2 separate regions of the Homo sapiens genome follow, and region 2 is linked to region 1. Evidence: read pairs that join two places in POLR2A ChIA-PET (ENCODE). Cell type or tissue: A673. All regions are shown on one strand. Region 1 has its middle 42 kb from the start of FAM184A. Region 2 overlaps LOC124901389 (a long non-coding RNA gene).

Region 1 (5,000 bases):
AAACAGGCAGGGGTGGGGGTATCCCAGAAGCAGGACCAGTCAGGGACTCAGTTACAGGAGAGAAGCAGTCAGGGACCAGAGAGCTGGAGGCAGGGTCTAAATTCTGGATCACCCAGAGGGTCAAGAAGAGATGAAGTGACACCAAAGATCACTCAGATTTTAAGGCAGAAACTTTGCTTTCTGGATTGCTGTATATGGCCTTTGGGGCATGGGAAGCTCTGACCTGCAGTTATTAATTAAGCCAGGACCTTTCCATAGATGCAGAAGTTTGGTCTTCCACAATCAAGGATAATTCTTATTTTTTATAATAATGAAAAACTGGAGTGAATGTAAAACAGTACACTGGCTCCACCATTCACTAGCTATAAAATTAATTTAACATTCATTTCTTCCTATGTAAAATGTGAGCATAAAAATCACTGATCTCCTAAAGTTGTTGTCAGTATTAAATAAGACAATATATATAAAGGGCTTAGAATAATACTTAGCTCATATTAAACACTCAATAATAGTTACCTTTATTATTGTGGGAAATGATCTCAACAGAGTTTATAAAGCTATTATGTTTCTCATGAGTTGTTGCGGGAAGTCAGGGACCCCAAACAGAGGGACTGGCTGAAGCCATGGTGGAAGAACATGAATTGTGAAGATTTCATTGACATTTATTAGATCCCCAAATTAATATTTTTATAATTTCTTACGCCTGTCTTTACTGCAATCTCTGAACATAAATTGTGAAGATTTCATGGACACTTATCACTTCCCCAATCAATACCCTTGTGATTTCCTATGCCTATCTTTACTTTAATCTCCTAATCCCATCATTTTCGTAAGCTGAGGAGGATGTATGTCATCTCAGGACCCTGTGATGATTGCGTTAACAGCACAAATTGTTTGTAGAGCATATGTGTCTGAACAATATGAAATCTGGGCACCTTGAAAAAAAAACAAGATAACAGCAGTGTTCAGGGAACAAGAGAGGTAACCTTAAACTGACCGCCAGTGAGCTGGGCAGAACAGAGCCATATTTCTCTTCTTTCAAAAGCAAATGGGAGAAATATCGCTGAATTCTTTTTCTCAGCAAGGAACATCCCTGAGAAAGAGAATGCATCCCTAAGGGTAGGCCTCTGAAACGGCCCCCTTGGGTGCGGCTGTCTTCTATGGTCGAAACTGTAGGGATGAAATAAGCCCCAGTCTCCCATAGCGCCCCCAGGCTTATTAGGATGAGGAAATTCCCGCCTAATAAATTTTGGTCAGACTGGTTGTCTGCTGTCAAACCCTGTCTCCCGATAAGATGTTATCAATGACAATGCGTGCCAAAACTTCATTAGCAATTTTAATTTCGCCCCGGTCCTGTGGTCCTGCGATCTCGCCCTGCCTCCATTTGCCTTGTGATAGTGTATTACCTTGTGAAGCACGTGATCTCTGTGACCCACACCCTATTCGTACGCTCCCTCCTCTTTTGAAAATCACTAATAAAAACTTGCTGGTTTTACAGCTCAGGGGGCATCACAGAAACTACCGACATGTGAAGTCTCCCCCGGACACCCAGCTTTAAAATTTCTCTCTTTTGTACTCTGTCCCTTTATTTCTCAAACCGGCCAGTGCTTAGGGAAAATAGAAAAGAACCCATGTGAAATCGGGGGCAGGTTCCCCTGATAATGAGTTTGTAATAAGATGGCATACTTTAAAAATTGTTAGTATATGAACACAAAATAACCACAACTATAAAATTAAGAAAAAAAGAGACTGGAAAAAACTTCTCCAACATGTCATCAGTTTTTGCCTTTTTAAAAAAAGTAATAGCTATATTGAGGCTAGGTGTCGTGGCTCATGCCTGTAAACCCAGCACTTTGGGAGACAGAGGCAGGAGGATTACTTGAGTCCAGGAGTTCAAGACTGGCCTGAGCAAGATGGTGAGATTCTGTCTCTACAAAATACAAAAAAATAAAAAAATAAAAAATAAAAATTCGTAGGGCATGGTGGTTTATGCCTGTAGTCCCAGGAGGCTGAGTTGAGAGGATTGCTTGAGCCCAGGAGGTCGAGGCTGCAGTGAGCCATGATTGTGCCGCTGCAGCACAGCATGGGTGACACAGCAAGACCCTGCCCCAAATGATAATAATAATAGTCTTATTGAGACATAATTCACGTACCCTAAAATTCACTCTTCTAAAGTATACAGTTCACAGTCAGTTGTTTTTAGCATATTCACAGAATTGTGCAAGCATCACCAGCATCTAATTTTAGAAGGTTGCATCACTGCAAAAAGAAACCCTGCACCCATTTGCTGTTACTCATAATCCGCTTGTTCTTCCCAGCCCCTGGCAACCACTAATCTACTTTCTCTACGGATTTGCCTGTGGTGGACATTTGATAGAAGTGACATCATACAATATATGGTATTCTGTATCTTTCAGGAAACATAATGTTTTCAAGGTTTATCCATGTTTTAGTACGTATCTATATTCATTCCTCTTTATGGCCAGATAATACTCCATTGTATAGACACACTACATATTGTATAGACACTGTCCTTCAGTTGATGGACCTTTGAGTTTTTTCTACTTTGGGGCTATTATGCTGCCATCAGTATTAGTGTTCAAATGTGTGGACAAATGTTTTCGGTTCTCTTGAGTATATACACAGAGGTGGAGTTGCTGTGTCATATGGTAACTCTATGTTTCACATTTTAAGGAACTCCCAACTGTTTTCTAAAGTGGCTGTACTATTTTACAATCCCGCTAACAACGTATGAGGGTTCAAATTTCTCCATATCCTCATCAACACTTACTATGGTCTGTCTTATTAAATACAGCCATCCTAATGGGTGTGAAATAGGATCTAGTGGCAGAGCTGTTTCTATTTGAGTGGAGAAATGTATTACTTTTTTTTTTCACTCAATTTTATGGACTAAAATAAAGTGATGGTTTTTCTCTTTCTTTCTTTCTTTCTTCCTTTCTTTCTTTCTTTCTTTCTTTTTTTTTTTTTTTAGGAGACAGGGTCTTGTTCTGTTGCCCAGGCTGGAGTGCAGTGGCATGCTCATCCTGCCTCAAACTCCTGTGTAGCTAGGACTGTATGCAGGTACCACTGCATCTGAAAAACTTTCTTTTTTTTTTTGTAGAGATGAAGTCTTGATATGATGCCCAGACTGCTGTTGAACTCCTGGCCTCCAGTAATCCTCCCACATTGGCCACTCAAAGTACTGGGATTATAGGTGTGAGCCACCACACCTAGCCCTGTATTATATTTTTAATAGGAAAGTTTTTCATTTGTTTTGAGACAGGGTCTCACTCTGTCACTCAGGCTGGAGTGCAGTGGCAAGATCATGGCTCACTTTAGCCTCAACCTCCTGGGCTCAAGAGATCCTCCCACCTCAGCCTTCCAAGTAGCTGGGCCTACAGGTGCATGTCATCATACCTGGCTAATTTTTGTATTTTTTGTAGAATAAAGATAGGGTTTTGCCATGTTGCCCAGGCTGGTCTCAAACTCTTGAGCTCAAGCAGTCAGCCCACCTGGGCCTCCCAAATTGTTGGGATTATAGGCGTGAGCCACCGTGCCTGGCCTTTTAAAATTCTTTTTTAAGGAAAATTAAATCCATAAGCAGTATGAGAGTTTTAGTTTGAGTGCCATTTCCGTTAATTTTAAATAGTCCCTGAAATTGCATAATCCAGAAATTAACAAAACTTAATGATGTCAGCAAATTTGAAGTGGCATCTTTTCTTATTTATAAATATTTTAGCAGCACTGACATTCTAATGAGGACATCTAAGATATTTGCTGTCAGTTGAGTGATTATTTGGTATTTAAGTGTAAATTAACCCATCAGCTATATCACTTATATCCGGCTTCATGCTAAATAGTTTAGGAGGCTAAGTGGTTTGAGAATAAGGCAAAGTGATTTCTTAAAAAGGCATGAAGATCTGAACTGTCAGTTAAAAAGAACAGTATTGAACGCTGCTTTACCAAGATAAGTGACACAGTGCTTAACATAATTTGGCCCTATTTATTATCCTTTCTATGTAGACTCTTGGTAACTTTTTATTTTATTTATTTACTTGTTTGTTTCTTTACTTATTTATTTTTATAGAGATGCAGTTGTTGGCCAGGGTGGTCTCAAACTCCTGGCCTCAAGCAGTCCTCCCACCTCGGCCTCCCAAAGTGCTGGGATTACAGGCAGGAGCCACCATGACCAGCTTGGAACTTTTTAGTGCAACTCTTTTCTATCAGAGTGAATTAATTAATCCATCTCTTTGGAGTGCTACTGCTCTTTCTCTGTGGGGATATAGATCTTTCTAGAAGCACTACAGAGACAGCCCTCTCCATTCTGGACCTCCAGCCTTAGTGGTCAGGGAGAAGCGGAAAAAGGCCTCTGAAGGGAATGTCTTGCATTAATAGGGTTTCTAGAGGAATTCAGATATTGTTGGTCTAACAAGAGCAAGCTCCTTTTTTATGCCTCTGCTGTGTTAACTTAAAAAAAATACAATTTATCAATTTAGAAGAGTAGAAGAGGAGACTTTATTTTTTACAAAGGGTTGTAGCCAGCAAGGTGGCCTTTCTGACAGTCTGGGAAGCATAGTCTGTGGCCAGAAGCCAGAAACAGATACTTCAGAGGAGGGCAAAAGGAACAGGAATGTATGCCAAGTAGAGAGGTCAAACATACATATTCAATAAGCTGTAAAAGGAGTCATGAATATTTATGAAAGGAGAAACGTGCACATGCACAACTGAGCTTCCTGCTTCTTCTCCATGTTCAAAAAATGGCATTGGGAGGGGCGCGGTGGCTCCTGCCTGTAATCCCAGCACTTTGGAAGGCTGAAGGGGGTGGATTGCTTGAGTTCAGGAGTTCAACACCGACCTGGGCAACATGGCAAAACCCTGGCTCTACAAAAAATACAAAAATTAGCTGGGCATGGTAGCATGCATCTACTCGGGTCCCAGCTACTCGGGAGGCTGAGGTGGGAGGACTGCTTGAACCTGGGAGGTGGAGGTTGCAGTAAGCC
Region 2 (5,000 bases), 180 kb before region 1:
AAGCAGAAGAATGAATTAGCTTGAATACAGGCTATTTCAAAAGAGACAGTCAGAGGAGACAAAATAAAAAAGAAGAAAAAAGCATAAAAAGAATGTAGCATACCTACAAGATCAAGAAAATAGCCTCAAAAGGACAAATCTAAGTTATTGGCCTTGAAGGGAAGTAGAGAAAGAGAGGGGCAAAAAGTTTATTCAAAGGGATAATAACAGAGAACTTCCCAAATCTAGAGAAAGATATCCATATCCAAGTACAAGAATGTTACAGAAGCAGATTTAATCTAAAGAAGACCACCTCAAGGCATTTAGTAATCATACTCCCAAAAGTCAAGGATAAAGAAATAATCTTAAAAGCAGCAAGAGAAATGAAACAAATAGCATACAATGGAGCTCCAATACATCTGGCAGCAGATGTTTCAGTGGAAAGCTTACAGGCCAGGTGAGAGTGTCATGACATAGTTAAAGAGCTGAAGGACAAAATCTTTTATCCTAGAATACTATATCCTGTGAAAATATCCTTCAAACCTGAAGGAGAAATAAAGACATTCCCAAAGTCTGAGGGATTTCATCAACACCAGACCTGTCCTACAAAAACATGCTAAAGGGAATTCTCCAATCAGAAATAAAAGGATGGGCTAGGCACGGTGGCTCACACCTGTAATCCCAGCACTCTGGGAGGCCAAGGTGAGTGGATCACTTGAGGTCAGGAGTTCGAGACCTGCCTGACCAATGTGGTAAAACCCCAACTCTACTAAAAATACAAAAATTAGCCAGGTGTAGTGGTGCCCGCCTGTAGACCCAGCTACTCGGGAGGCTGAGGCAGGAGAATCACTTGAACCCAGCAGGCAGAGGCTGCAGTGAGCCAAGATCATGCCACTGCACCACTCCAGCTTGGCAAGAGAGAGAGAGTTCGTCTCAAAAAATAAGAAAAATTTTAGAAAAAGAAATAGAAGGATGTTCGCCTGTAGTGCCAGCATTTTGGGAGGCCAAGATGAGTGGATCATTTGAGGTCAGGAGTTCAAGACCAGCCTGGCCAATATGGTGAAACCCTGTCTCTACTAAAAATACAAAAATTAGCTGGGCATGGTGGAACACACCTGTAATCCCAGATACTCAGGAGTCTGAGGCATGAGAATCACTTGAACCTGGGAGGCAGAGGTTGCAGTGAGCCAAGATCATGCCACTGTACTCTAGCCTAGGTGACAGAAAGAGACTCTGTCTCAAAAAAAAAAAACCAAAAAAAAAAAAAAGGATTATAATGAGCAATAAGAAATCATTTGAAGGTACAGAACTGACTGGTAGTAATCAGTACACAGAAGAACACAGATTATAACACTGTGATTCTTGTGTGTAAACTACTCTTAAGTAAAAAGGCTAAAGGATGATCCAATAAAAAATAAGTACAACAACTTTCAAGACATAGAAAGTACAATAAGATATAAATAGAAACAACAAAAAGTTAAAAAGTGGGGAGACAAAGCTAAGGTTTGGAGTTTTTTATTAGTTTATGCAAACAGTGTTAAATTGCTATCAGCTAAATTTAATGTGTTATAGTATTTGCAAGCCTCATAACTTTGAATAAAAAAATTAGTAGATATGTAAATAATAAAAAGCAAGAAATTAAATCATACCACTAGGGAAAATCACCTTCACTGAAAGGAAGACAGGAAGGAAGGTGGAAAGAAAGAGAAGACCACAAAACAACCAGAAAACAAATAACAAAATGGCAGGAGTAAGACCTTACTTACCAATAACAACATTACATGCAAATGGACTAAACTCTCCAATCAAAAGACATAGATTAGTTAAACAGATAAAAAGATAAGCCCAAAGATCTATTGCCTACAATAAACACAATCCACCTATAAAGACACACATAAACTAAAAACAAAGGAATGGAAAAAAGATATTCCAGGCAATGGAAACCAAAAAAGAGCAGGACTAGCTATACTTATATAAGATAAAATAGATTTCAAGACAAAAACTATAAGAAGAGACAAAAAGATCACTATATAATGATAAAGGGTCAATTCAGAAAGGGGATATAACAATTATAAATACATACACATTCTTTTCCTCAGCACACGGATTATTCTCAAGAATAGACCATATGTTAGGTAACAAAGCAAGTCTTAAAACATTTTCAAAAATTGAAATAGTATCAAGCATCTTCTCTGACCACAATGGAATAAAACAAGAAATCAATAACAACAAGAGGAATTTTGGAAACTATACAGACACATAGAAATTAAACACTATGGTGCTGAATGACCAGGGGTTCAATGAAGAAACTAAGAAAACTGGAAAACTTCTTGTAACAAATGACAATGTAACACAACATACCAAAACTTATGGAATGCTGTGAAAGTAGTACTAAGAGGGAAGTTTATAGCTGTAAGTGCCTACATCAAAAAAGAAGAAAAGCTTTAAATAACCTAGCAGTGCATCTTAAGGAACTAGAAAAGCAAGAGCCCTCAAACCCAAAATTAGTAGAAGACAAGAAATAATAAAAATCAGAGCAGAAATAAATAAAATTGAAACAAACAAAACAGTACAAATGATCAACAAAACTAAAAGTTTGTCTTTTGAAAACATAAAATTGACAAACCTTTACCCAGTCCAAGAAAAAACAAGAGAAGAGCCAAATAAACAAAATCAGAGATGAAAAAGGAGACATTACAACTAATACTGCAAAAATTCAGAGGCTTATTTGTGGCTTCTATGAGCAACTTTACACCAACAACTTAGAAGATCTAGAAGAAATGGATAAATTCTTAAACACATACAACCTACCAATATTGAGCCATGAAGAAATCGAAAACCTGAACAGACCAATAATAAGTCACATCACAGGACTCTTTATAGACATTTTCTAGCACCAGTCTGAAGCCTGATAGCCCTGCTGGGTGGCTAGACCTAGAAGGGCAATAACAATCACTGCAATCAGGCTCCAAGGAAGCCCCATCCAGGAAGGCAGAATGCACCACATCAAGGGATCACTGCATGGGACAAAAGAATCCGAACAGCAGTTTTTGAGTTCCAGATTTTTCCACTAAAATAGTCTACCCAAATGAGAAGGAATCAGAGAAACAATTTGGGTAATAGGACAAAACTAAGTTTCATATCACCCCCAAAAGGCCACACTAATTCCCCAGCAATGGATTCAAACGAAGAAGAAATCTCTTAATTGCCACATAATTAATTTAGGTTGATTATTAAGCTACTGAAGGAGACACCAGAGAAAGGTGAAAACCAACTTAATGAAATAAAAACAAAAATACAGGATATGAATGAAAAAATCTCCAGAGAAATAGATATTAGAAAGAAAAAACAATCACAACTTCTGGAAATGAAAGACACTCTTAGAGAAATACAAAGTTCACTGGAAAGTGTCAACAATAGCCTAGAACAAGTAGAAGAAAGGACTTCAGAGCTCAAAGAAAAGACTCTCAAATTAACTCAATTGACAAAGACAAAGGAAAAAAATGAATCTTAAAAAATGAACAAAGCCTCAAGAAATTTGGGATTATGTTAAATGGCCAAACCTAAGAATAATTGGCATTCCTGAGGAAGAAGAGAAATCCAAAAGTTTGGAAAACTTATTTGAGGGAATAATCAAGGAAAACTTTCATGGCCTCACTAAAGATCTAGACACCCAAATACAAGAAGCTCAAAGAACACCTGGGAAATTTATCACTAAAAGATCATCATCACCTAGGCACATAGTCATCAGGTTATCTAAAGTCAAGATAAAGGAAAGAATCTTAAGAGCTGTAAGGCAAAAGCATCAGGTAAACTGTAAAGGAAAACCTATCAGATTAACTGCAGATTTCTTAGTGAAACTCTACGAGACAGAAGGGATTGGGGTCCTATCTTTAGCCTCCTAAAAGAAAATAATTGCCAGCCAAGAATTTTGTATCCAGCAAAACAACTTCATAAATGAAGGACAGATAAAGTCTTTTTCAGGCAAACAAATGCTAAGAGAATTTTCCACTAGTAAGCCAGGACTACAAGAACTGCTAAAAGGAGCTCTAAATCTTGAAACAAAACTCAAAACACACCAAAATAGAATCTCCTTAAAGCATAAATCTCACAGGGCCTATAAAACAATAACACAATAAAAAAAAAAACCCAAGGTATTCAGGCAACAACTAGCATGATGAATAAAACAGTACCCCATACCTCAGTACTAACGTTGAATGTAAATGGTCTAAATGTTCCATTTAAAAATATAGAATGGCAGAATGCTATCTTCAAGAGACTCGCCTAACACATAAAGACTCACATAAACTTAAGGTAAAGGGGTAGAAAAAGATACTCCATGCCGGGCGCAGTGGCTCACACCTATAATCCCAGCACTTTGGGAGGCTGAGGCGGGCAGATCATGAGGTCAGGAGATTGAGACCATCCTGGCTAACACGGTGACACTCCGTCTGTACTAAAAATACAACAAGTTAGCCGGGCATGGTGGTGGGCACCTGTAGTCCTAGCTACTCGGGATGCTGAGGCAGGAGAATGGTGTGAACACGGGAGGCAGAGCTTGCAGTGAGCAGAGATCACACCACTGCACTTCAGCCTAAGTGGTAGTGCGAGATTCCATCTCAAAAAAAAAAAAAAAATTCCATGCAAATGGATGCCAAAAGCAAGCAGGAGTAGCTATTCTTATATCAAAAGCAACAACAGTTAAAAAAGACAAAGAGGGCATTATATAATGATAAAAGGATCAATCCAACAGGAAAATATCACAATCTTAAATATATATGAACCTAACACTGGATCTCCCAAATTTATAAAACAATTATTACTAGACCTAAGAAATGAGATAGGTGGCAACACAATAATAGTGGGGGACTTTAATACTCCACTGATAGCACTAGACAGGTCATCAAGACAGAAAGTCTAATGGATTTAAACTCTACCCTAGAACAAATGGACTTAACAGATATTTACAGAACATTCTACCCAACAACTGCAGAATATACTTCTTTTCATCAGCACATAGA

The links. ChIA-PET counts read pairs that join two places held together with the same protein. Peaks named below come from ENCODE experiments on the same cell type or tissue, not always from the same donor. Only the 100,000 strongest peaks of a DNase experiment are listed, where the experiment ranks them.
Region 2: POLR2A ChIA-PET joins it to region 1 with 6 read pairs; 3 of 35 experiments call an interaction of 5 or more read pairs at or near these places.

What each region holds. Positions count from the first base shown.
Region 1 is chr6:119,117,874-119,122,873 of GRCh38, forward strand. It overlaps a transcript of FAM184A not described here. Among named protein-coding and RNA genes, the nearest start is that of FAM184A, 42 kb to the left of the region's middle. In A673, no CTCF peak of the experiment used is centred here; a DNase peak (open chromatin) is centred at 2,298.
Region 2 is chr6:118,942,014-118,947,013 of GRCh38, forward strand. All of the region lies in intron 1 of LOC124901389 (a long non-coding RNA gene), which reads left to right. Among named protein-coding and RNA genes, the nearest start is that of MCM9, 9.4 kb to the left of the region's middle. In A673, no CTCF peak of the experiment used is centred here; no DNase peak of the experiment used is centred here; H3K4me3 peaks cover 263 bases.